Linked DNA regions of Mus musculus: all the other regions are linked to region 4. Evidence: chromatin loops called from intact Hi-C (ENCODE). Cell type or tissue: heart. All regions are shown on one strand.

Region 1 (5,000 bases), 59 kb before region 4:
TACCTCTCTGGGCCTGCTTCCTCCTCTGTCATCCCTGTGTGCTTCAGGCCTCTCCTAACTTGACTGGCGTGATCATGGTGGAGTATGTAACCTTCCAGGCAAGGAAAGAGCTCTGTGTGTTCTACCTTCAGGGAGGCCCAGACTAGGATGTTTCACATCCAGCCTTTAGCTTCTAATTTTGTGGTTATCGCCCTTTGGGGTGCCTCCCTGGGGCCACAGCCATGTGAAGCAGAGGCTGGCCAGAAGGAGCCTAGCTCAGGAGTAGTACTTAGGAGAGACTGCAAATGTCTGCTATGCTAGGTGGGCCTATAAGCCAAGTTCTGTGGAAGGCCTCTTTTTCCCTTTTATTTTATCTGCCCTTGGGATCTAGTGGCAGTCAGTCATTTGATATAGAAATGGAAGGATAGTGAAAGATGGGGTCTCAGCCAGTGTAGCAACTCTAGGCTGGGCCTCACCCCTTTCTTTAAGGGGCCCTGAGGCTAACAGGGTCTGCAGGTTGGACAAGGCCAGGAAGAGACATCTGGCCTCCTTCCTGGTTCTACCTTCTAACCCTATCCCCATCTCCCAACCCTGCTGTGAGCCACACCAGGAGAAGGCTGGAGGGGGTTGGAACGAGCTTTTTATAGTGTTGGTAGGGGTGGACTGAGGTCTCTGCTTCTGATCCTGGATGATGTGAATTTTGATATTTGCCTCTGTGTGTCTCCTGGATGTTGTTGATGCCAGTCTTGTTGCTGTGACAAGTAGCAACCTTTTTTTTTTCTTTTTTTTTTTTTTAATTCTGGGTTTTTTTTATACAAAACTCAACAATCTTAATGTCATGGTGCTAAGGGTTTCCTGGTGCCGAAGGTATTGCTGTGGTACTGACTAGCACCTGCCCCCAGCCTCAGCAGGGAGCGTTTCCAAGAAGGCCAGCTCCAGGGAGATTTGGGGTGAGGTCCTTGTACACATGTATTTAGAAAGGCTCTGACTCTGGGCAAGGTAACCATGGCCTGGTGTGTTGTAGGTGTTGAATGGACTCTCCAATTCCTACACACTTTGATGTGGTCAGAGGTGGCTACAGAGGTGGGTATGATCCAGTGTCAAAGGGTAGGCTGGGGCTTTGGAGTGGTTGTGTGCAACTGTGGAAGGGAAGGGGGCCAAAGTGCACTTTTCACAACACCTCTGTGGGGTGTGACCATCCACCCTAGCCTCTCAGGTACTTGGCACTTGTAGGGAGAAGTAGGACCTGGGTTTGCTGGGGGCTGAGTTTTCCAGGACGAACCAGAAAGCCCATATACAGCCTTGCTATGGGACTGTTCTGGGTAACTTGATGTTAGCACTTTAACTCAGTCTTTGAGGTCAGTTTTGGGGCAGCTGTCAAAAGCTGCAGTTGGATAGGTACCAGCCTGTGGTGACTGGTAAGTAGTGGCAAACTAGACTGTAAAGCTCTTCCATGGTGGCAGGGCTCATCGGTCTGCCCACCTCCCTACTATGGCCCAAAGGTAACCACCAGCCTACACAGATCCTCAGTAAGAGGGACCATCATGGCAGAGCTACAGAAGGTGGGTGGGCATAGACTTAGAGGGCCAAACCAACCCTGGGTCCTTGGCAAAATGCAAAAGTCAGGGTCTCTACAGATCTACCTCTGGCTCAGCGCTTGCCCTGCCCTAAAAAAACAGAAGTGCCAAGGGCAGACATTTCATGCAGAACCAGGGTGCACTTTATGTTCCTGCACAGGCAGATGATGGTGCCTCCTGGAGGCTTTGGGATCTTCCTGTCCCTATGGTGGTTCTGAAGGGAGAGCTGTTCCCCTGTTGGGTGAAACCCAGGTCCCTTGCCCTGGAGACCTGGTTTCCCAGGTCACCCCACATACCTGACTGCAGCGCCTCCTAAACTTTGGGTTCCTTGGTTTGGTTATAATGCAGTTCTCATTACACAAGTGCATTTCTGGCTATCACTTGTAACCATAGATATACATGCATATATATTCTATCTACAAAGTGTTTTATTTGCAAGATGTTTTGAGGTGAGCTTTGGTCCTGCCCGCCTTGTGGTCATCTGTCCTCATCCTCATCCCCTGGCCCGGAGTGGTGCGGTGGTGGGCCATCAACTATGTATTAAAGTCACTGTATCAAATAAATGTTTATTGATTTTTTTTTTCCAGGGATTTTGTGTGGCTGAGTTTGTGTTGAGGCAAAGGTCATTCTCGGGGCTTGCCGCACGGCCTTGTGGGGATTGTAGTCCGCAGCGTGCCTGCCTCCCGGTGCGCCTCCCCGGCCTCCGCCAGGTTCGGGACGCCATGGCTGCGCCGCCGGCCTCAATGAGCGCCGCCCCTTCGCCCCTGCAGTCTGCTGTGGCCCCAGACGTGCCTGGCCGCCAGGCCGAGCAGAATGAAACGGCGTGCGAGGACCGGTAGGCGCGGGCCTGAATAAGGCAGGGGCCGCGCTTGTCTCTTGGGAGGGGTCGGAGCACGGCTTGCATCTCTTCCTAGAGCCGGGACGGCTCCCGGCATCTCCATAGATGGGCAGCTTGATCTCTACAGCCTTGTGGATCCTGGACAGGTTTCGGCGGCTCTCCAGCGCCCTGGGGCCTCCTGGGCTATGTGTCAGCCACCCCCTGCCAGGGAGAGGGAGGTGGCAGACGACCTGGAGGGCCCCAGCGGACGGAAGGCGGAACTGGCCCAAGCTCCAGCTTTTGGAGGCACTGAGAATGGAAACCTGTTTGACATCTTTAGCGTGGGTCTCTGTTCCTAGTGGGTGCGCACTTGGCTCTGGGCCCCCAGCTGGGCGGTAGGCGTGTTCGACCTTCTGAGTTCGTCGAAATTGAGCGCAAAGTTGCACCTGGCGGCCAGTGGTGCTTGTGAATGTAAGATGGGGTGGTGATTGCCACCTGTCCGAGAGTTTGGGGGCCTTTGAGACTTTCGAGGCTTTCAGGAGAATGGAAGGGGAGATAAGGGTCCTTGTAGGAAGTAGGAGACTTAAGGGTCCTTGTCTTCACTCGGCCTGATCATCACTTGTAGCAACTCTAGGTCGTGGCCGCCAGGGGGCAGTGACCATGCTTGGAAACTGCTCGTGACACCTCTTCCGGTCTGTATGAGTCAGTTGAAGGCCAAATGTCTTCCGGCTTTGCATGCCACAGTGCACCGCCTGAGAAGCTGTAACCCCGGACGCCTTTAGAAAGTGAGGTGCTGGCAGTGGATGAGGTGAATCCCAGCTAGTTCACACACTCCAGGCATTCTGACCAGGAGTCAGACTTTGTGAGGCCGTGGCCAAATTCCTCCTCCGAAGGTTCCTGGGGATACACCTTGAGAAGATACAAACTGCCCTGGTGCCTCAGGCACTGGCAGCAGTAGGGGAGGGAGTCGCTGGTAGACTAAAGCCCAGCTTGAGGTTTCTCCTATTGCCTTTCCCAGCACCTGGCTCCCTATCTGCCTGCCCCTGAGGCCTTTTCCTTGGAGTTGTCTGACCTTAGCCAGCACCGCCATTGGCTTTCATGTCGATATGCAAAGTGGAGATGGATTTGGGATTAGAGAGTGGAGAGAAGTTAATAGGTACTCACCCAGAGCCTTGGGGGGGGGGGGGGGAGGCAGGTTGGCAAGTGAGGCCATGAAAGCCTTTAATCCCCCAGTCCTATGTCTACCTTGTAAAAATGGCTTTGATGACTCTGAACCGCCTTCTGCCTCTTGCAGGAATTCCACAGTAGCACCGGGATGGGTTGCTTGACTAGATTTAACCATAGCAGAGGGATCTTGAGACCTTTCTTTGGTGGTCCAAGTGATGAGCCTTCCTCTCTTCAGTCTCTGCTGTAGGCCTTTCATTCTGGTTTCTAAGATATGGGGGATGCAAATTACAGGGCAGCTCTAACTTCCATGGAGTTTCCTTATCCATGAGGCACCGGCTTAGGTCCTCAGTAGCCTCTCTCTGTTTCTCTGTATAAGGATACATACAGGTCTGCAGCAACTCCCTGGTGAGTGGCTTTGAGCCATAGATGACAGCGCTGTTACCTAAGGGATAGCCAGGGGAAAATGAAAACTGAGCAGCAGCTTCCAGCACCACCTACCTCAGACAGCCCTGAGGCCTAAAATGGAGCCCTGAAAGAAGAAAACCTCAAAGATGGAAGTTAAGGAGTGTAGTAGCCAGGTAGCCTGGTGTATCTTAGGTAAAGATGAAGTTCTGGGGTCAGGGTGTGGTATTTTGGAGCCAAGTCTAGTGAATCAATAGGTGGGACAGGTCTATTCTGTAAGCAGTAACAAATCTGGAATTAAGTAAAGCCTTCCCTTTCTAAGACCAGCACGATGTTAGCTTCCCACAGACCTGTGGCCTTTTTGCTACCCACTGATCCTGACCTGCTGGGGTACCCAAGGAACATGTCAGGATCCTCTGTTGTGCTTAGCCAGCCAAACTTAGAGAACTGATTCCCTAGGACTCCTTAACTCTGCACCCCTGCCCAGAACAATATTAGCCTCCCAGAGCAATCCTAGGGCATATCCAGCCAACCATATCTAAGGGTAGAGTCAGAGGGACAGACAAACTATAAACACATACATGCACATGCAAACAGAGATTGGCTCTTCCTGCTCCTGGTGTCTGGGGATGTAGACATACCCACAAGTTACCTAGGTAGTGAGAAGAGCTGCCTCCGAGGCGGCTCCCAGAGTGGCTCCTTTTCAGATGCATGAAGTCCACTTGGAAGCTTCCTTCTCTGAGCCCTGCCAGACTTAGTGCTGTAGGCCAGCCAGGTAGGATGAGGTTGCAATGAGGCCAGCCCACCCCTTGACGAGAACCCCAAAGCCAGCAAAACCTCTCTGATTAGATCTTAAGTCAATAAAGGGATTTCAGCTGAGGCTGGGACCGGATCTTCCCTTTCCATGCTGTGGGCAGGGAGGTTGCTGTGTCCCCTGCTGACTGATGAGGCCAAGGTGGCCATCGGGCTTACTGGAGCCTGTGTGAGGTGGGGTGGAACAGTTATTCTTGGATGTGCTAGGGTAGAATTTCAGATTTGTTTATCCTTGTAGGAGGCAC
Region 2 (5,000 bases), 63 kb after region 4:
CCAGGTTGCCTTTAAATTCCGAGATCCACCTGCTTCTGCTTCCCAAGTGCTGGGATTAAGAATATATGCTACCCCACCCGGCTTGACTTTCTTTAGAAAAACTGTGTATGTGCATGCATATGTACAGCTGGCTGCCCACTTAGGCTAGATGAGGGGGTTAGGTCCTCTGAAGCTAGAGTTACAGGCAGTTGTAAGCTACCCATCGTGGATGTTGAGAACCAAACTTAGGTCCTCTGCAAGAGCAGCAAGCGAACTATCTTTTGTTGTTGTTGTTGTTGGTTTTTGAGACAAGGTTTCTTTGCATAGCCTTGGCTGTCCTGGAACTAGCTCTAGACCAGGCTGGCCTCAAACTCATGGAGATCTACTTACCTCTGTCTTCTGAGTGCTGGAATTAAAGGTGTGAACACTTTTATAAAACACTAAACTGTCTCTCCAGCCCATGGGGGGTGACTATGGAATGACTCCAATGGATGGCATGGACCCTTGGTGGCTGCAGGGCCCTGACCACCTGTCTCTTCACATGTCTTGTCTACTACTCACTGTTGATAGCAAGGATCATGCCCATCTTCATGGCACCTTGACCAACCCCTGCAGTAGATGCTGAATGTCATGGTCAGAGTACAGCTGAAACCAATCTATCTGTCTATCCTTGAGAGCCATCTCTAGGGCAGGTCACTTGGTGTGAGGAACTGTGGGTTGTGAGTTCCTGAGCCATTCTGGTTATATAACCAACAAAGCAAACACATCAAGGTGCCTGGGCCAGCTCAGTCATGAACCCTCAGGTCTGCCAAGAGGTTGTAGCTACTGCTGTTTTGTTTTTTAAACAATCATGGGGTTTATTAGCGTGAAGAACAGTGATAGTATGGAGATAAGGAGTCTTTGTCTCATCTCCAGGGGATTGTTCTTGAGCCTTTCTACAAGCTATATTGTCTTTATGTCTAAGCCTTGTGACCTGCTGTTGGCTTTTGAAGCAGAGAAGACAGGAAAGGAACTTGGTCCAGTCACTGGTACTACTGCTGGGGTGGAGGTGCAAGTGTGTGTGTGTGTGTGTGTGTGTGTGTTTGTGCTTGTGTGTGTTAGAGAAAGGGATATCTGCTCTGTCCTGGCTCATTTCTGAGCTCACCATGACTTCCTATGAATAGCCCTTCTGGCATATGGAGTGGGCTTGTTAGTGTTAGACACGGGGTTTATATGGGCTCCCTAGAGATGACTGAGCCTCATTGTGTTCACAGGCAAGACTCTTCTACTGCTCCCAAATTCTGCATGGGAAACAGACACAGCATATCGTTCACACGATCCTCCTTGAAGGATGCTTTGGGTGCCTAGTTACCTTGGGAGAAACTGGGGCTCTCTCTGAGGGACAGTGACCTTAGAGGTCTCCCCATGCCTCCCTTCCTTCATGGGCTGCATCCAAGACCAAGTTGAGGAAGGGAAATGGTGGGAAATACTATCTACAGACAGTGCCCTTTGTCCCCTCAAAGGGAGGTTTACACAGCCCGACCCTCCTGGAGGTCAGGAGCAGTGTGTCAGCAGAACTATGCCAGCCATACTTCTCCAAGGATAGAACATAGAGGTGGGCAGAAGTAAGTTGTGGGGGGTTCACTTCAGATAAGATGTGCCAAAAGGGTCCTCAGCAGAAAATCTGAGGCTATGAGCACCTTGGCCACTAGTGCCAGCCTAGATGGGTGGTGAGGAGTGGGCAGGGCATGTGCACAGCCATCTCCTGGAACCCATGAACAGTGAGGGAGTATCCCAGGTTTCATCTTTGGCTGGCAGATGTCTGCTTGCCCTTGCTCACTCAAGGAGAATCCCCTCTGGCCAGCCCTCCCACTGCTGCCTGTGAATGCCTCCTCACACAACATGAGAAATCCTCCACCAGGGCGGGAGCCTCCCACCTCTCAAGGAATTCCGCTGTGCCTGCCCCTCCTTGAGGCAGGCCGCGGATAGCCCAGGGCGCCTCACGATTGGTTGGCCCAACCCCGGTTCAACTCCTCTACGTCCCTGGCCATCTACAGGCTCACCCCCCTTCCCGCTGCTGCGCTTGAGATGTACCGTGGTGGCCTTTAACCCCTACGCAGTTCAGCCGGGAATGCCCGCTCCAGGTTCTGCTCCTCAGCGGATCGAAGACACTGGAGGCAAGAAGGACCTGCGGGCCTCACTGCACCACTGGGGGCGGGGTGAAGAGACCTATCCGTGGCTATACCGAAATCGAGATGCCATCACTGGCTAGGAGCTGCGGGCCAAGACAGGGTGGCGAGCACCACTTATCTGAGCCCCACACCCTCACCGGCAGTTGGATGACAAGAATGACAAGACCGACGTGCGGCAGCCAATGCTCCTAGTTGGTCAAATATGAGTCCCTCTTGCAGACATCGCCACGTGGCCCGCTTCCCAACGCTCGCCTCTCTGCGAGAGCGCCCAGGTCCCCGGATGGCGGGGGTGAAGACTGACCAGCCCTTTCTGGGCACCGCGCCCCTAGAGCGCGTTTTCTCCGCTCAGCGCGCCCGAAAGTCGCTAAGTTTGGGAGACGCGCTTTCCGCGACGGTTCCGCGGGGCTCGGGCACAGTCGTGACCCAGTCTCGTGCGTCCCCAGGGACAGTGCACAGACATCGCGGGGTGCGCCTACCCGACCCTGCTGCGGTGAACTTGCCCAGCCCACCTCTCCCATCAGGTGGTCTCTGGTTGTGAGACTCTCGTGGGGCGCGAGCGTCGACCCACGGACCCCATTCCTTGCCACTCGCAAGCCCATGGGAGGGGGTTTCCCACAATGCCCAGCGAGCTCCAGCCCGCACTTCCGCTGTCCAGCCCCGCGGGAGGGGGGCGGTGGGCCGCCGGTGCTCCGGCGGCCACTCGGCCCCGGCCAGCCCGCTGCGCCCAGCCGGCGGAGCGGGGGGCGGGGCCGGCAGGCGGGGGCGGGGGCGGGACTGGGGCGGTGGCCGAGGCCAGGGCGCAGTGCGGACCAATCAGCGGCGGCCGGGCGCGCGCCGGGGGCGGGGTCAGGGTCCGCGGGCGGGGCGCGTGGGGGCCGCGGGGCTGGAGCAGCGCGGGGGCGCGCGCCGGCCTGACGGACGGACGAACGGACTGGCGGGCGGACCAAGCCACCCGAGCGAGCGCGCAGCTCGGACCCTCCCGGACGCAGCTCTCGCCAGTGGCCGCGCGATCACCGGTCCGCGGCCACGGCGCCAGCCCGCGCCCGCGCCCCATGGGGTCACAGGTAAGCTGCGCCGGCTCATTGTCCGCGCGGCCAGGCTGGCGCACCACGCCGGGGCTGGGGCTGAAGCCCTGGCGGGAGCCGGAACCGAGTCCGGGGCGGGAGCTGGGCAGCTGCAGCCCTGGTTACTGTGCCCCGGGCGCGCCCCCGCCCTGCCACTGGCCCCCCGTCCCGCCTGGCGGGGGCGCCCTCCTGGGGGCGATGGCGCCCGGGGACAACGCGGCCGGAGACCCAGGCCCGCGGGGCCACGGCCCGAGTGGCGTGGGCGGGGCGGCACGGCAGGTCCCTGCGGGGTTGAGCGTAGAGGCGGCCGCGGCGCGGGGCTTCCCGGCCCCTTGGCACCTTCGGCAGCCTCTGCGGCCGCCGGGGTCCTTCTTCGTCACCTCCGAAAGGGGATTTTTCCAGCTGGTAATTTCTGCTGCGTCAACGCCTGGCCCCGGGAGGCAGCCCGGGGGCGTCCCTGCGCCCCCCGCCCTCTCCGCCCTGTGCGTCCCCCGCCCGCTCAGCGGAGCCGCACCCGGACCCGCCCGCGCCGAGTTTGCCAAGAGTCAGAACTGCAGGAGGTGGGCCCTGCAGGGCCTTGGGGGTCATTGTCTCCCCAGAAGCTAGATGCCGGTTGTTTTAGATTTTCATTTTAATAATGGGCCGAACTGGGGTTCGGGGCCCTCCCAATGCGATGGAGTGGGCAGCGCAGATAAGACGCAGCGCTCGGAGCGCACGGGGCGCGCAAGGGAACCGGGTCCGCTACAAGTCGCGTCTTTGTTTCCCAGTAAATAGACCTGTCAGTTTCACAGGTTAGCGAAAGTCAGTATCAGACAACTCAATCCCGAGGGTAAAACTGGATTTTTCTGCACCATGGAGAGGGTTCTAGCTAGTTGAGGGATTTCTTGGTATGGCTAGCGATTTCACTATTAGTAGGCGGAACCAGCTATACACAATAGGACTGGATCTGGGAGCCCCTGAGCAAGCTAAATGGGGCAAAAAACAGATAATTTCTAACCCAAAGAAATATAAACAGAAGAAAGTTTGAAATTCTTAGCGAATTTCCTCCGGCTCGCTTTGCTACAATCTCAGCGTGCATTTAGTGGAGGTCACAGTGCGAAGATTGTTATCAGAATGTAAAGAAATGCTAATTAGAAAATGTTTAGTGAACCGCCTAGGCACTGACACCTGTGAATGGTGCACTCCCGCGTGTGCTTGCCTCCCTCGCGGAACGCTGGATTGGATCCCTCCTCCAGGCTAACTAACTTCCCATTTGGGTGCAGATTCGCGAATTCCGCTCTTGCTGGTCCTAGTCTTGCCAGTGCAAGGCAGTGTTTCTACTCAGCAAGAGAATAGTTTGTTCATCAAAAGGAAATTTATAGGTTTTCCACGTGAATAATGAAGTAAAGTTTATTGTCCTGGGAGTCCTCCATTTTGGTATAGTTTATGATATTAGGTACTTTGAACTGAAAAGTTTAGGATACATCTCCATATTATTGCAGAAAAGATAGTGACACTTAGGTTGAAATTATTGCAGATAGAAGTTTAGCATTTTCTTTGGAAACCTTGTAATTTTTTTTTTTCCTGAAAGGGAACGGTGTTGGCTGTTATTGCCAGTTTCCTCTTTAGAATAGTAGAAAGAACTCACTTTGAGAGCCTAGAAATCCAAAATCCAGACTTGCCTCAAGCCTGCCCGAGGACAACATTTAATTAAGATTCTCATGACTCTACCTTGAATGTAAGACTTTTGCTTTCGTTAGATAATTTCTATTCATGAGGCTGGTGTTGGTGGCGCATGCCTTTAATA
Region 3 (5,000 bases), 48 kb before region 4:
CACACGTTCTCTGTCCGCTGCAGGTACTGGCACTCAAGTGTCCTGAGCCTGCTCCCTAAGCTTATTATCTGGCCCAGCCCTCTGCAATAGGCAAGGGGACTCGGCCATGCTTGGAAGGCTACACTCCTGTCCCTCCCGACCCCATGGTAGTAACAAGGGTGACCCACTATCCATTGGTCTAGGATTATGGGTTTCAGCACTGAGTCCTATGTCTTCTCTTTCCGAGTGGGTCACTGTACAAGGGACATTTTCACACTATAGGTCCCACATTATATGGTTTATGGCTGGGTTCTGGGGTCACTACTACTACAGGCCCAGACTCACAGGTCCCAGGTCACCTGACCCCCCACGTTTGAGGTCCTTAGAAGCTTGCCTCCTCTTGCAGTTTGCAGACCCTGAGCCATCTCCACATGGGGCTGAGGAGTGTCCATCACTGGGGGTGGGGGTAGCCTGGCTGCTTGGCTTGGTCACTGATACGTCACCCATTCCCTTATGTCTCCCTGTGTTGCTGCCACAGCGCGAACTCAGCGTCAGGTAAGACTCCACAACAGTCTGCACAGATGGAGGCATTTCCAACATCTACATAGAGCTCCGGGCCAGCGGTCACCTAGCCAAGCAGGCAGGCAGTCTTTACCAACACCCGGGGTAGAGTAGCTCAGGCCTGCTGCTGCTCCCCTTGGTGGCAAATACGAACTCCAAGGTACAAAGACATTAAAGAATTTCCCAGGCTTATGCATTACTTGTGCTAGCCAGATGTTCATGGAGGGTCCTTCCCCATACAGCCTATCTTGGGCTCCAGCCACAGAGAGCACAGCAGTCCTCCTGGGCCAGCACCAGCATGCATGTTCCTAGGCAGGGACCACATTGATATGTTCCTACAATCATAAGGCCTGTGTCCGCATCTAGGCTGCTGTATCTTAAGCTGAACCATCCCATGGGTCATAGGCTCAGTTGACTCTGAGAGGTGGGGAGTGAAGGTTTGGCTCTGCCTTCTCCACCCTGCCTACCCAGGCCCTGCCCTGTCCTAGCTTAGTCTTCAACCGACAGCACACCTCAGGCAGAAGTAATGCTGGCAATGCGGCAGAAAGAAGAAGGGATAGACTGAGCTGTACCACTATCTTGCTGATCAAGGTCTGGGCAGGAGCTATAGGCAGCACCAAGTTCCTACCCTTCTCCCAGGCTTTCCTCAGAGTTTGGAAGATCTATTGGAGCCACTGTGGAAGCCCTCACAATTCTACTGGATAACCCAGGAGTTCTGAGCCAGTGTTGAAAATGCCTCCAGGGTCATCTTCATAGCCCTGCTTCCTGTCCTTGCATGAGTCTCCACTTGACCTCACCAAGATCAGGGTACCACAGACCTGTGCCAGGGCTCTTTTAAAGCCTCAATTCTGAGAAAATTTTCTAGACATGGCCAGCTCCACTTTCCATTTTCTGGCCAGCCAAGGAAGTGGTGACTAGTGAGTGGCCCACCTCAGTCTCCTTCAACTCCAGGAAGCTACTGGTGAGCAGGAGGGAAAAGCAGCTGGGTGTGGGTAGTGCTCCACCCTCAGGCGCCAAGGCTGTCAGTGCCAAGACTGCTTCCAGCCTCCTGCCTCAAGTCTTTAGCCAGTTGGTAGCCACAGGGCACCTTCTGTAGGGACTTGGCTGCTCTCCCCACTAAGTGTTTTTCTCTCTGTTCTTTTCCACTTTGTAAACCTGTTTCCTGCCTTGTCCCCTCCCTGAACACGCTCTTCACCTGGCGAACAGAGGAAGCTGCGTTGGGATATGTGAGCAGAGCAAGCTATGGTTGTGCTGCACGGTGTGCTGCCCTGCACCCTGCACTGCTCCTGCACATGGTGCTTCCATGACCCCTCCCTTCCATGATCACTGCCCCTACCTCAATCCTCTAATCAGCCCTCCCTCCTTCTACCGTGCCCCTTCCCTCTCCTGGCTTAGGTCTTTGGTGGGGCAGCCTTTGGCACTGAGCCCTCCCTGCTTTGCCCTCCCTCCTGAGAGGGACTGCATACTAGCTGGGGGGATGGGCCTGAGTGAAGCTTGACCCTACAGCTTACTTGTTGCTCTCAGGAGTTGGGAATAAGAGATCCATCTGGAGGTTGAAACCTCTTCCCACAGCAAGCTCTCTTCCCCGTGTCTGGCCTCTCTTTATCTAAGCCTAAGAGGAGACACCTCACACCTCACTCCCCACCCCACCCCCCACCCCCCCGACATCTGTGTTCAATGTTGAGAGTCGAACAATCTTACTTTTCAGTCACATTTCAGGTGCCAAGGCATCTTTCATGGGTCAGCCATAGCCAGCAGACAGCTCCTACCCTGCACATGCCCCGGCCCCCACAGTGATGTTCAGTTGTTTTCTGTAGTATCAAGGGACTTTTGGATAAGATATGCCAATACATTTGTATCCCTAGGGCCGCGTTGGCCTCCGCTCACCAGTGCCATCCCCTCCCCCAGACACTGAGTGTCCTCAAGAGTACACCGCAGGTCCGAGGCATGCACACCATCATCAGGTAAGGGCCCGCCTGTGGAGTGCTACTCCTAATCCTGTTCCACTCCATCCCCAGGTTCTGTCCCATCCTTTTCTAAACCTGCTTGTTCTACCACCAGGGACAAGGAGACTAGCCGGGATGAATTCATCTTCTACTCCAAAAGACTGATGCGGCTGCTTATTGAACATGCACTGTCCTTCCTACCCTTTCAGGTGTGGGTTTATAAGGAAATGGGTAGAGGGTGTCCCACTCTTCCACGCGTGGGCTAATGATGGGGGGGGGACTAGGCTCTGGCTGTTCACAGACGCCCCAACTCACCATGCAGGACTGCACTGTACAGACTCCACAGGGGCAGGACTACGTGGGAAAGTGCTACGCTGGAAAACAGGTGCACATGGCTAGGGATGAGCTATCAGTAGCTGAGGGGGTAAGAGGCTCTGGGATAGAGGCATCCAGCTTGCAGCTTACTGAGCCTCCCTTCCCCACTAGATCACCGGCGTGTCAATTCTGCGTGCAGGAGAAACCATGGAGCCTGCACTGCGTGCCGTGTGCAAGGATGTGCGCATCGGCACTATCCTCATCCAGACCAACCAGCTCACAGGGGAGCCTGAGGTGTCCAGCCAGGGAGGGCTGGGGGTTCACAGTAATGACCAACATGGGGAGGGGGACCAGAAAATTGATGTGGGAGCCCTACTCTGACCTTACTATCAACTATAGCTCCATTACCTGAGGCTTCCCAAGGATATCAGTGATGACCATGTGATCCTGATGGACTGCACAGTATCCACAGGTGCTGCGGCCATGATGGCTGTACGTGTACTCCTGGTAAGTAGACCTGGATGGACTGCTGGCAGATTCCTTGGCATTGGGACTTATCCTGTCCCCATGTTGCACAGGACCATGATGTGCCTGAGGACAAGATCTTTTTGCTGTCCCTGCTCATGGCAGAGATGGGTGTGCATTCTGTGGCCTACGCTTTCCCACGCGTGAGAATCATCACCACAGCTGTGGACAAGCGTGTCAATGACCTTTTCCGTATCATCCCAGGCATTGGTGAGTCCATTGTAGCCCAGGGAGCATGACTGATGACCCAGGGGGACCCAGTCACACAAAGCTATTTCTTGTTTCAGGGAACTTTGGTGATCGCTACTTTGGGACAGATGCAGTCCCTGATGGCAGTGATGATGATGAGGCAGCCACTGTGGGTTAGTTCCCTGTCCGAGCTACTCTTATTTCTACCCAGCCTTCTGTCTTCTGGTCTGGAATTGCAGGGACAACACATTAACTTATTTTGAGTTTAAAAATGTTACCGAAATAAAAATAATCAGTTTACACATTTTATAAAATAAATAAAGCTTTATTTAGAAAATGATCGTGTGGCAGAATGTAACCTGGGTGGACTCTGTTGAGGCAGTCTCCCCAAGGTATCTGAGGGTGAGGTAAAAGGTCCAGCAGGACAAGGCATTCTCTGCCTTGCACTGTACTTTCCTTACAGTCAAAGCTTGTTCACTTATTGTCTGATAGTGATAAGGGAAGAAGTGGGGCCTCCAGATGAACCACACAGCTCACCTGACGGACCTGGACCCAGAGACAAGAATACTTAGGGCTCTGAGTTAGCCTCTGTGACCACTTCCTTCCGACCACATTTGTACTACCAAGGGACCCAGCAGGAGCTGATGTGTGGGCAGCTATGGCGAGGACTGAGTAGTGGAAGAAGACTAGCTCCAAGATGGCCAGAGCCTCAGGATTTCAGAACCAAAGTTTCATGTTCATCCCTGCCTGGCTGCTACTGAATTCTAGAGGTTAAGGCAGGCTTCTCTGGCAGCTGCCAGGCAGCTTTACTAACGTGACGGTTCTGTCCCAGTGAGATAACAGGACGTGTACATGGACAGCTACTGGATATGAGCTATGGGTCTCTGGCCTGTGTCAGGTAGCCCAGGAACCTAAAACAGGCTCCCCTAAACCCCATTCAAGCCTACTGTGGGCCTTTTTCCTGCTTGTCATGAGACGGGGCCAAGGAGTAGTTGGGTGGAAGTCAACCCACAATGGTGGGAGCTAAGATGAGTTGTTTACCCAAGGAGCAGCCAGGCACTAGAGGGAGACAGAGAGCCAAAGTAGAGGTCAGGAGGCCCTTCTCTATAACCTAATAAGTGGACCCTCTCCTACATCTCTACCCAGTGGCTCACTCATTCCTGCACTTTATGCTGGGAAACTGAAGAAGAGTATTCCTCCCAGCCAGGTTTTCCCAGATGAGGAATTTAGGAATACTATGAGAAGCTGGGTAGGAACCAGGAAGGTTGCACCCAAGTTCAACCAGGATGATTGGTTCCCTAAGAACAAATCAAACACACACACACACACACACACACACACACACACTTACATACCAACACTACCTACAGATGTAGTACATGCATCCACACAGCAGACAGGACATACCAGAGACATGCATATATTAAGTGTGGTGATAAAGCTCTAGGATGGGATGGGCCATATTGCTCTAGAGCTCCTAGAGAA
Region 4 (5,000 bases):
TGTGTATTCTCTGGCTGTCCTGGAACCTGCTTTATAGACCAGACTGGCCTCAAACTTACAAAGATCCAGTGCCTCTGCTGGGATTAAAGGCAGCCATAAGATACTTTGTTTCTGTCATTTTGATATAAAATTTCAATGTTTGTGAAACTCAAAATTTGAAGCAATTTTTACTTGTTAAAACACACACACAAAATCAAAAGCCTATACTGAGGGCTAGGATAGCTCAGTGGGTAAGAATATTTACTCTGCAAGCATGAAGTCATATTTGAATCTCCAAGACCCAACCCACTTTAAAAGTCTGGCATAGTTTTATGTACCTGTAATCCCAGCACCAGGAGCAAAGTCAAACAGATCCTATAAATTTACTAGCCAGACAGTCTGAGAGAACTTCTGGGTCAGAGAGGCTCAATGTAATAAGTAAGATCCACAGAAGAAGATACCCATATTCTGTTGTGGCCTTTGTATACACACAGGAGGGTATATTTATTTATATATGCTAGCACATGTATCATACCCATATACCTCCACAACATACACCAAATTAAACAAAACCAAAAATTATAACTATTATGGTAGTTTGAATGGTATGGCCCCCATAGACTCATGTGTTTGAATGCTTGGCCCATAGGGAGTGGCACTATAAGAAAGTATGGCTTTTTTAGAGGAATTGTTTCACTCTGGGGGTAGGCTATGAGGTTTCCTATGCTTAGGCTATGCCCAGTGTGGCACACAGTCTCTCTTTGCTGCCTGTGTATCAAGATGTAGAACTCTCAGCTCCATCTCCAGCACCATGTCTGCATGCATGCTGCCAATGACAACGGCATAACCCCCTGCAACCATAAGCCAGCCCCAATTAAATGCTGTTCTTTATAAGAGTTGCCATGTTCAGGGTGTCTCTTCACAGCAGTAAAACCCTAACTAATACACTTATTAAATATCATATACTAAGAATAGAGAACACAAACTTTTCATTAATAAACGAACTCAAGTTAATGCAAAGTGTCAGGAGGAGCGAAACCCACACTAAAGGGTGTTGGGTAATCCAATCCTTAAGTCTTCCTATTTAGTTGCCAGTTATCAGATTAGCTGTTAATCCTTGTCAGGGTTGCCATCAGAGGCAGCCCTGGCACAGCAGCTCAGGCTCCAAGATTAATAATGTTTTAGGGGTAGGATTTTTACAAAATAAGGCCATCACCATTTTTAGCATCTTTGTCCTTTCTATTTAGGAAAACTATCAGTAAAATACCTCCTATTTATCATTTTTTGCTTCCATAACAAGCAGATATGATAGAAAAATTTCCCCTCATTTTATAGAGTACAGAGAGAGACCCAGAGCTGGAAGGAGCTGTGGTGGTGTGAGCTCTAACCTTGTCCCTTTTCAGGAAGGAGAGTCTAGTAGATTCTGCTGATGTACGGATGAGGAAGTACAGCAAAACTGTAGATTTGCCTGACAAAAAGCTTTAAATTCATCACTTGGACTCTATAGTATACAATAATAAGCCTCATTTTAGGAGTGCAACTTTTTAGTTCTTTGAGGTGTTGACACATGATAGGCAACCACTCTCCTCTTATCTGCACCTTCAGTCCTGATTATTACATTTTTAAATGCTTAATATATCATACCTGAAAACTTCCAGGAGGCACCACAGGAATACTAGAGGTCCTCATATGCAGAATTGATGCTTATGCTTCATTTTCATACAAACGGCTCCTAACCAGTTTCCCTATGATTTCGGGAGTTTTATTTCTTTATTGGAGACGAATAACTGCTTTCATTTGCTGCTAGTTTGCTCACAGTATTACACACTTCAAATCCCACACCTCATGCTTACCTCATGCTCTGCTTTCAGAAGCAAACTTCTAAAACTCTACCTTATCATAAGCCTCAGTTTCACTGCATCTTATTCATTCAACAAGTACCTGTGAGCACCATGCACCTGGGCTTTAAAGACACAACTCTGGCAGATTATGGGATACTGTAAGCTATAGGTGGTTAACAAACAGAAGAAATCCGGCTCAGAAGCCTTGGAAGCTCTAAGTCTGATTCATTAAGTTAGATCGTCAGCAAAGGAGGTTGTCAGGGTGGGTCTACAACCACACCCAGAAGCATCACTCTCTCCCATGTGCGCTTGGGTAAAAGTGGGTAGAACCATGCAGCATGCACCCAGCACTGAACTACACATTAACAGAACTGTTCTCGATAATACAGAGAAATCAGGACGCTGAGATAGCCCAGCAGTGAAGAACACTAGCAGCTTTTCTAGAAGTTCTGAGTTCAATTCCCGGCAACCACCAGGTGGCTCACAGTCATCTATAAAGATCAAACGCCCTCTTCTGGCATGTGGGTGTATGTGCAGACAGCACACACCTACATTTAAAAAATGCACACATAAGTTTTTAAAAAAATACAGAGAAATCTAGCTATTCTTCTAAACCTAGATGGGAATGAGGCAAAGGCATTACAAAGAACTATAGTGTCATTCAGTCACAAAGAAGTCTCTACTGGGTTGTCATAGCACTAGATAATGAGCTTCCAGCTAAGGGCACCAGCAACTGCTAGATCTTACGCTGGGTGTGGTAGTAAAAGTCTATGATTCTAGCCCTTTGCCAGGCTGAAGCAGGAGCAACACAACTTGCAAGTTAGCTTGAACTATAGCAAGATCCTGTTCACAAAAACAACTTCTCCACAATGACTAAAGAATCGGAAGACTTCATATCACCTTCACCTCAAGTCCTGAGACAAGTAACCAAAGACAAAATTTCTAAGAGCCTTTTTACTGAACCAGTAGCATATCTTTTAAAAGCTTTTAGCTCTGAAAAATCACAAATCGAAAGTTACAGAGCTGGCTGATAATCGTATCGCACCCCTGTAGGCCCAGTACTTGGAAGGCAGAGGCAGGTGGATCTCTGAGTTCAAGGCCATGGTGCACACTGTCCATAGAGCAAGTATCAGGGCAAGCCAGAGAGAAACCTAGTCTTGAAAAACCAATCCTCCTCCTGCCCCACCCCCCAAAAGTTGTAAAGTGATTTTACAGGAAAGTATAAGCCCTTTCTCTTAACTGACTGCCCCCCTCCCACCCCCAAAGGGCAGGGGAAAGTTGGTGGCTCTGTCCTTGAGGATACAGAAGCCTGGTGATTCTTAAGCGCTCACTACTCACTAATTGGCTTCCTGGTGAAAGGGTAATAGCCTAGCTGCTACTAAACTCATTTCCATTCATTCCGTAAGTATTTACTGGGCACATACTATCTGACTATCCTAAACAAAACAAAACCTTAACTAAAAAACAATGTTAAATATGTTAACACAGTAAACGAAGAGTCAAGTGCTGTATACAATTAAGCAAGGAGGGGAAAAGTAAAGCAGAGAGTCTAACATTCGACAGTAGACTAGTTACAGCAGTACACAGTGGAATAACAGAGGAGTAGAAACGAAGGATATCTCACATAACAGGAACATGAGAGTGGTCATGAAAAAAATGTCAAGGGTTGAGCACTTAAATTGGTTAAGAGACTAGCAAGGAGGCTGCTGGGGCAAAGAGATTGTGCGGCACGGTGCTTAAAGAATCCAAGGGCAGGTACCCTGTTCCCAAACCCGAACGAATTTAGAGGCTCCACTGGCTCCACACTTGCGGTCCACACACACAGGGCCAGCCTAAGTATGAAAATACTGATACAGGTAACAGATTCGTAACACATATTAAGTTAGAAACTGCGGAAAGTCCTGGCTTTTAATGTCACCTAACAGATCACGCTTTCCTTAAAGAAAGCAAATAAATGAACAAAATTATCCTACGATTAGAGTTTTGTCTTTAGGCAACCACGACAATATATGGGACAATATAATTCTTTGTGTTATTAAGTAGCGTTTTGATGTTTAAACAGACAAACCACTAGCAATTGAGACACACTGCCTATAAAGGATGAATGATCAGCTGAGCGTCCAACAAACGGCGACCCAATTTCCCCAAAGTCCAATCTGAAAACAAATTAAAGCTACCTTTTGCATTATTTTTCCGAAGATGCACTTAATGAATTCGGAGAAATCATCTCCTAGACACAAGGAAAAACAAGTCTTTAATCCAGCCATATAACACAAGTTGGAGCCTAAACGAATGAGTCCCTAATTCTCTCCCCAAAGAGCACGACACAAAATCGCCTCTTAAAATGTCGTCCCTAGGTATATAAACTAGGGGTTTTTTTATACATCAAATGCCTTTGAAATTTACAACTATAAGGCAATTTCTGCGTCCCAGAATGTGAACAAGCCTCGGAGCCTTTACTGCCCGCCTCCCTACACACCAGTTTCTGCGTTCCGGGAGCCGCGGAGGCGGCCGCGCGTGCGAACCGGAGTTGGCCCGGAAAGCCTCGTCTCCGCGCCGCCCCGCCGTGCGCAAGGTCGAGCAGGGCCTAGTGGTGCCCAGGGCCGGGCTCGCCGCCGCTGCTGAGGGTCGCCGCCATTTCCGCTGCGGGCAGCTTTCACCTCCTGCTGCGGCGCCCTCGCCCCACTTCCCCTCCCCTTTGCCCGGCTCCGGCAGCTTGAACCCCGCGGCCCCACCTAATTTGAGAGCCACTGGAGAGTGAGCTCACCTGTCGGCACGCCCGCCGGTCCACCGGTTCCGCGGCTCCGCTTTCCGTCCCGGGGCAGTGGTGGGCAGCCGGCCGGCCTACTGCTCGGCCTGAGGATCCCGGGCGGCGACAGCCGTAGCAGCGGCAGAGGACGGCGGAAGCAACACTGGCGGCAGCAAGAACGCGCACGCTCACTCACTGGCACGCGCGCCCCCGGAAAAAGACGTGTGTTCTGGCAGGTCAGAGCTGGCTGCGCAAGCGCCTAGAACCCAACACTGAGGCCCCGCCCATAGTCGGAGCCAATGTGGCAGCGCCGCACGAAAGCTCCGGAGCTCCGGTAGAACTCGGTCCCCGAAAGGTTGCGCCCCAGTTGACGATCACCGGGAAGGGTTAAGGTGGTGGGCGGAGCCTGCAGCTACTAAGCCGGAAGCTAC
Region 5 (5,000 bases), 160 kb before region 4:
ATCAGGGGGTTTCTCATCCTGCATCTACGGTGATCTCCAGACATCATGGTAACTAACCACAGGAGGACACTGAACAAACTACTAGAGAAAATAAATGCCCCAACTCCTGCTCAACACGGAAGGACATTCACGGGTATAGCACGGGTTCTTTAACCTTGGTCCATCTGTGCTGTGGTGGGAGAGCAGCCTCTCCTCAAAGCGCCTACCCATCAGGGCAGCACTACTCCTGGGTACTGTAACAGACAACCCTGGCTGCCTTCCTCTGCCCTGGCTTTTCCCCAGCATCTACAGGCAGGCTGCACCTCCAGAGTAGGCAGGCTCTTCCTGTTCCTACCTTAAAAGCCTCTACCTAAACTCTCAGGAATCTCTACTCCAGCCACAGATTTGCAAAGTAACAGCACCATAGCCAACAAGGTTTATCAGAGGCACAATTATTGCTAATTGAAAACTACCAAACCTGGTGACACAGGCCTTATCATCTCAGAGATACTTAGGAGGCTGGGGCAAGAGGATCAAAAGTTCAAAGCTTACCTGAGTTTCAGAGTGAATTCAAGATTAGCATGGGCATCTTAATGAGACCTTGTCTTAAAACAAAGTAAAGAGAGGGCTGTGTAGACACAGCTGTGATAAAGCTCTCACTTGGTAAGTTAAGGCCCTGGGTTCAATACCCACTATCAAAGGGGTGGGCAGGTGAGTTGACTCAGCAGATAAAGGTGCCAACAAGCTGTACAACCTAAGTTCAATCTCCAGAGCCCAAATGGTGGGAGGAGATAACCAATTTCCAGGGGTTGTCCTCATACTTACACACTCACCGAGATAACAAATGTAAAATAAATAAAATTAAATATACAAAGGGAAGTTTTTCTTAAAGCCAGCACCTACAAATCCCATAGTCTCACTTTTTATCTCTTTTCCAGACTGGTCACCACCCTCCTCCTAGGTACTGTAACAGAAAACCCTGATTTTCTTCCTCTGCCTAAGCTCTGTTCTTTGAACCTCAAGGGTAGGCAGGCTCCTCTGGTTCCTACCTTAAACCTCACTCTGCTTAAGGCTGCTCTTCTCTTTACCACTTCCAGGTTATATTCAAACACCTCCTTCCTACAACTGAGACAGCCTTTTCTTCTAACACCCAACACTATTGTGTTTGCTGTCCTCCAAGTTTCCACTATGAGCTCATTTGTCTTTATATGCCACAAAGAGGCAGAGAAAACCAACCCATCCAGCCGTGGTAGGGGCTGGGGCTGACCCTTCAATCTGTGTGACTTATCTGCTCAGGCTGCAGCCTTGTTTCATGGCCCTAAGTTAGTAAGCTGTACACCAATCAGCCCTGAGGTGGCTGACTTTGCTAAGAAGACCTGATCCTTGGAGCCAGGGGCATGCATCCACAATAGCCCTGCACTCCCATAATGAAAACCCAGATAAACCATCAGCTGTTCCAAGGAGCCTCTCTCAAGGACTACTGGAACCTCTGCAGGTTCCCTTCTCAACTGTACAGTCCTATCTGTGGCCTTCCATCCTTACTGGGTCTCCCTTTGGATTCCCATCCTATCTCTGCCACCCTTAGTTCCAAGTTTGTCATTTGTGCTTTCTCTTACCGGAAAGAAGCTCCAGCAGGGCCTCTGTAGCCCAGATGATTGCAAAGTGGGTTCTGTTTCCAGTGTAAAGGCTTATGTGGGCACTTAACCTACTTCCTGTTTTAGACCCCAGCCCTCCAACCCCTAGAGCAATCCTGCTCATCCCCAAAAGCTGTCCTGCAGCCTTCTACTTCAAGCACAGTCCTGGGGAGGCTGTACAGACTCATGACTCAGCCACTATCTGGGCTGCCCTCAGAGCGGTGCTGCGGATGCTCTAGAGTCACTCAGTCTTAAAGCCACCTCCTAAGTCCCTTCCCACCCACGGAAGGCAAGATTGCAGGTGCCATCATCCCCTAAGGATGCTCCTCAAAGGCTACGCAGGTGACCATGGTCGGAAGGCAGGCTGGACTGCCAAGCCCACACTGGCCAGGGGTCTCAACGCCACAGGCTCAACTGTCTGCCCAAACCGACTTGCTGTTGCCTGAGGCCTGACTAAGCAGGGGAAAAATTTATTAAGAGAAACCTGGTGCTGAAGGGTGGGGGGCAGACAGGGGAGACAACGGCTGGGCCAGGGACGCCCGCGGCCACCGCTGGGCGACGAACAGAGGGTAGCTTTCGGTCAACGCGGCGTCCATTGCGAAGCGGCAGTCCCAGGACAGGGTGGAGGGCGGGCCTGGGCAAGGGGTCTCGACTGACTGGGCTAGGTATCACTCTGCCCGAGGGTAGGCTCAGACGGTCTCCGCGGAGCGGGGCCCCAGGGTCCTGGCGGCCCGCGCCCCTCACCGCGTTCTTCCTGGTCACCATTTTGTCCAGCCTCCGGGCGATACGAGCAATCTCTTCCTCCTTGCCCATCACTACCTCGGTGGCGGCGGGTTGTGCCGGTTGCGCCGCCCGGCCTGACCTCGGCCGCCGCCGCCGCCTAGATCCGCGGTCCAAACCTCCGCCTGGCGGCCGCGTGCGACAGAATTAAAAAAAAAAAAAAAAAAAAAGAGTCCCCGCCCCCGGGACCACAACTCCCAGACGACTGCGCGGCCTGCGGCCTGCGGCCTGATTGCCCGCTGGAAAAGGTAGTTCCGCAGGTATCTCCGCCGGACCACGGCCCCACGTGCCCACCGAATGCCAGGGGGAGGGAGGACCTAGAGGAGGGAGAAGGACAACCCTACTGCGCTCAGGTCTTTAATTCAACCCATCTGAGCAGCTTGCCCTGGCGGCCGGTCGCGCCTTCACTAGTGCACTTAGATCGCCTCCACTTCCGAGAGTCACTCAGCTCACTCCACACACTTCACTTGGTACCAAGCCGAGTTTGGGGGCTTTCTTGGCGCTGCGCAGGTGGCCGGGACTCTGAAACGGTTTCTCCGCAAGAATTCAGGCTTTAGCCAAGCAATGTAGGCTCATGCCTTTTTAATCCCTGCACTCGAGAGATAGAGAGTCAAGCAGATCCCTGTGAGTTCAAGGTCAGCCTGGTCTACAGAGCTAGTTCCAATACATTCAGGGTTACACAGAGAAACCCTGTCTCGGGGGTGGGGGGTGGGAGTGGGGAGAACTATTCAGGTTCTGAAGTCAACCTAACGGTATAAACCCCAAGTTCTGCACATTGTTGTACGTCTCAGTCTCCCAACCTGTGAAGTGACAATGACAGAGGCTGCGATCAGGAGCCTCCGATTCATATTTTACACTGAGAACAGGGCAGGGTACTGAGGCAATCCGCTACTGAGGCATTACCTCAGGAAGACCCTAACCACGTCCAGGAAAGGGAGAATGGTGCTCTGCTCTTCTTCTGTCCTATACATGGTGGCAGGTGTGCTGGTACTAAAAGTCAATCTGAATTTTTTTGTACCCAGGAGGCCAGAGTGCAAATGACATACACAAATGACCTAAGCTGACCGTTTTAATCAGTTATGACATCTTTACCATAAGAAAAAGGCATGGAACTTCTTGAAGGCAACAAAGCTTTTCCAGAGGTGCAGTGATGGCTGAACCCAGCTCTCTAGTTTCATACCACCTCTCATTCTGCCCTTTACTGAGAGCTGGGCCCTTGCTCTAAGCTAAACCCAACAACAACAACAAAAATTCTGGGAAAGGGAACCCTGTGTTTGAGTACTGAATTAATGCTTTCAGGACCCTACCACAAGACAGGCAGTAAGAGAACCACAGGACCTTCAGCCATGCTGTGTTTGGCTGATGACTTGACCCCATCAAGGGACTGCCTACTGAGTAGTCCCAGCTCTGACTGGTCCCAATGATGAGCAACAGCAGCCTGTAGGTGGCAGGAGCCACCCACAGATCTGCTCAAGAACAGGCTCTTTCCTGAGGAAAATCCAGTAGATCACCAGCAGGGGAGCTATGTCACAAGAAGCCAGATCAAAGGTGTGTTCAATCCTGAGGGGTCCTTACTTGTGGGGTTGGTACTCACCAGCCAGATATTTCCACATTGCAACCTTAGAAAATTCCAACTTTAGAAAGCGCAGTTGATAGTATTTTGTTTAGCATGTAGGAAGCCCTGGGTTCAATCCACCGTACTGCATACAAACCAGGCATCACAGGTACGTGCCTGTTCACTCAGCACTTGGGTGATAGAGACAGGAAGGCCAGAAGTTGAAGGTTATCCTCAGATATGTATATGAGAGACATGTTTCAGAAACAAAAAGTCCTGATCCCAGATCCTACAAGAGCTCCAAATCGAACCTTCTGGCCCTTGATCAGAAAAGTCACCTCCCACCCCAGATTCTCCCCCACCTCACCCCACCCCCATACACCTTGCTGACTTTCAGAGCTTTATCTTCAGTGGAACCTCCCCACCAAACATCTAGACCATAGATTCACCCAGGTGTTCGCTCCAGTGTGGTGTTGTCCTCTACCCTAGCCTTCTGAAGGTGGTGGAGGACACACCTGCCTGGGTTTGGAGATAAGAAGTTTCTTGGACAATGTGATACCAGGTGGGAAAGAAGGCTTCTGGGAGACAGCCTTACCTATCTATATTGTCCAATCTACTACTGGGGTCTTTTCCAAGTTCCCAGAACACCTAGATGAGGTATCCTAACAATTCACCAACGGCTTTTGCACCCAGCCTTCCTGGGGCGCACACTCCCAATATTTCTTAAGAGTCTGCCCCTGAAGTGGATCTCTGACTTCAAGAGTCCTCAGTGAGCAACATAGCCCTATCCTAGGGACCCTGGGATAGAGATATCCCAGCTTGAAGGTCTGAAAAGGACAGGCAATGATCTAATGAGATAGGATCATGGGACATCCCCAGGGTCTGCCCCACCAGGCCAACTGTACCTTTGACCCAAAGCTTGCCCTACCCCCTTCCTCAGTTCAGGAAACATCGGAAGCCCAAGCCATTTATTTTTCTATTTGTGATCCCTGCCCCCCATCTATGTCTGCCCAGAGCTGGCCCTGACCCCAGTGGTGGCCTGAATGCTTCCC

The links. Hi-C counts contacts between places; a loop is a spot of excess contacts. Peaks named below come from ENCODE experiments on the same cell type or tissue, not always from the same donor. Only the 100,000 strongest peaks of a DNase experiment are listed, where the experiment ranks them.
Region 1: it touches region 4 in a loop (8-fold over the local background); 19 of 42 quality-filtered maps call a loop at or near these places.
Region 2: it touches region 4 in a loop (3-fold over the local background); 3 of 42 quality-filtered maps call a loop at or near these places.
Region 3: a loop joins it to region 4, with 2.8 times the contacts of the local background. A loop is called at or near these places in 18 of 42 quality-filtered maps.
Region 5: a loop joins it to region 4, with 2.3 times the contacts of the local background. A loop is called at or near these places in 2 of 42 quality-filtered maps.

What each region holds. Positions count from the first base shown.
Region 1 is chr2:181,579,247-181,584,246 of GRCm38, reverse strand. Uckl1 (uridine-cytidine kinase 1-like 1) reads left to right here and starts at 2,274. Exons shown (of 15, transcript NM_026765.3): 1 at 2,274-2,391. The coding sequence starts at 2,279. It overlaps Zfp512b (zinc finger protein 512B), which reads left to right. Exons shown (of 17, transcript NM_001164597.1): 17 at 1-2,144. It overlaps Uckl1os (uridine-cytidine kinase 1-like 1, opposite strand), which reads right to left. Exons shown (of 3, transcript NR_027289.1): 2 at 3,619-3,804. In heart, CTCF peaks have their summits at 2,780 and 2,996 (motif pointing right); DNase peaks (open chromatin) are centred at 1,646, 2,476, 3,086 and 4,846; H3K4me3 peaks cover 2,501 bases; H3K27ac peaks cover 2,467 bases.
Region 2 is chr2:181,457,470-181,462,469 of GRCm38, reverse strand. It overlaps a transcript of Zbtb46 not described here. Among named protein-coding and RNA genes, the nearest start is that of Abhd16b, 33 kb to the left of the region's middle. In heart, CTCF peaks have their summits at 1,888 and 3,368; DNase peaks (open chromatin) are centred at 1,999, 2,409, 2,989 and 3,729; H3K4me3 peaks cover 3,253 bases; H3K27ac peaks cover 2,671 bases.
Region 3 is chr2:181,568,004-181,573,003 of GRCm38, reverse strand. It overlaps Uckl1 (uridine-cytidine kinase 1-like 1), which reads left to right. Exons shown (of 15, transcript NM_026765.3): 8 at 518-534; 9 at 2,406-2,504; 10 at 2,602-2,695; 11 at 2,809-2,871; 12 at 2,973-3,095; 13 at 3,201-3,308; 14 at 3,380-3,536; 15 at 3,614-3,852. The coding sequence ends at 3,693. Among named protein-coding and RNA genes, the nearest start is that of Uckl1os, 8.0 kb to the left of the region's middle. In heart, CTCF peaks have their summits at 4,381 and 4,580 (motif pointing right); no DNase peak of the experiment used is centred here.
Region 4 is chr2:181,520,285-181,525,284 of GRCm38, reverse strand. It overlaps Dnajc5 (DnaJ heat shock protein family (Hsp40) member C5), which reads right to left and starts at 4,800. Exons shown (of 5, transcript NM_016775.3): 1 at 4,588-4,800. In heart, a CTCF peak has its summit at 2,331 (motif pointing left); a DNase peak (open chromatin) is centred at 4,864; H3K4me3 peaks cover 2,227 bases; H3K27ac peaks cover 1,735 bases.
Region 5 is chr2:181,677,833-181,682,832 of GRCm38, reverse strand. It overlaps Tcea2 (transcription elongation factor A (SII), 2), which reads right to left and starts at 2,536. Exons shown (of 10, transcript NM_009326.3): 1 at 2,358-2,536. The coding sequence starts at 2,426. In heart, CTCF peaks have their summits at 2,514 and 3,887; DNase peaks (open chromatin) are centred at 1,862, 2,652, 3,832, 4,972 and 1 weaker place; H3K4me3 peaks cover 1,732 bases; H3K27ac peaks cover 2,005 bases.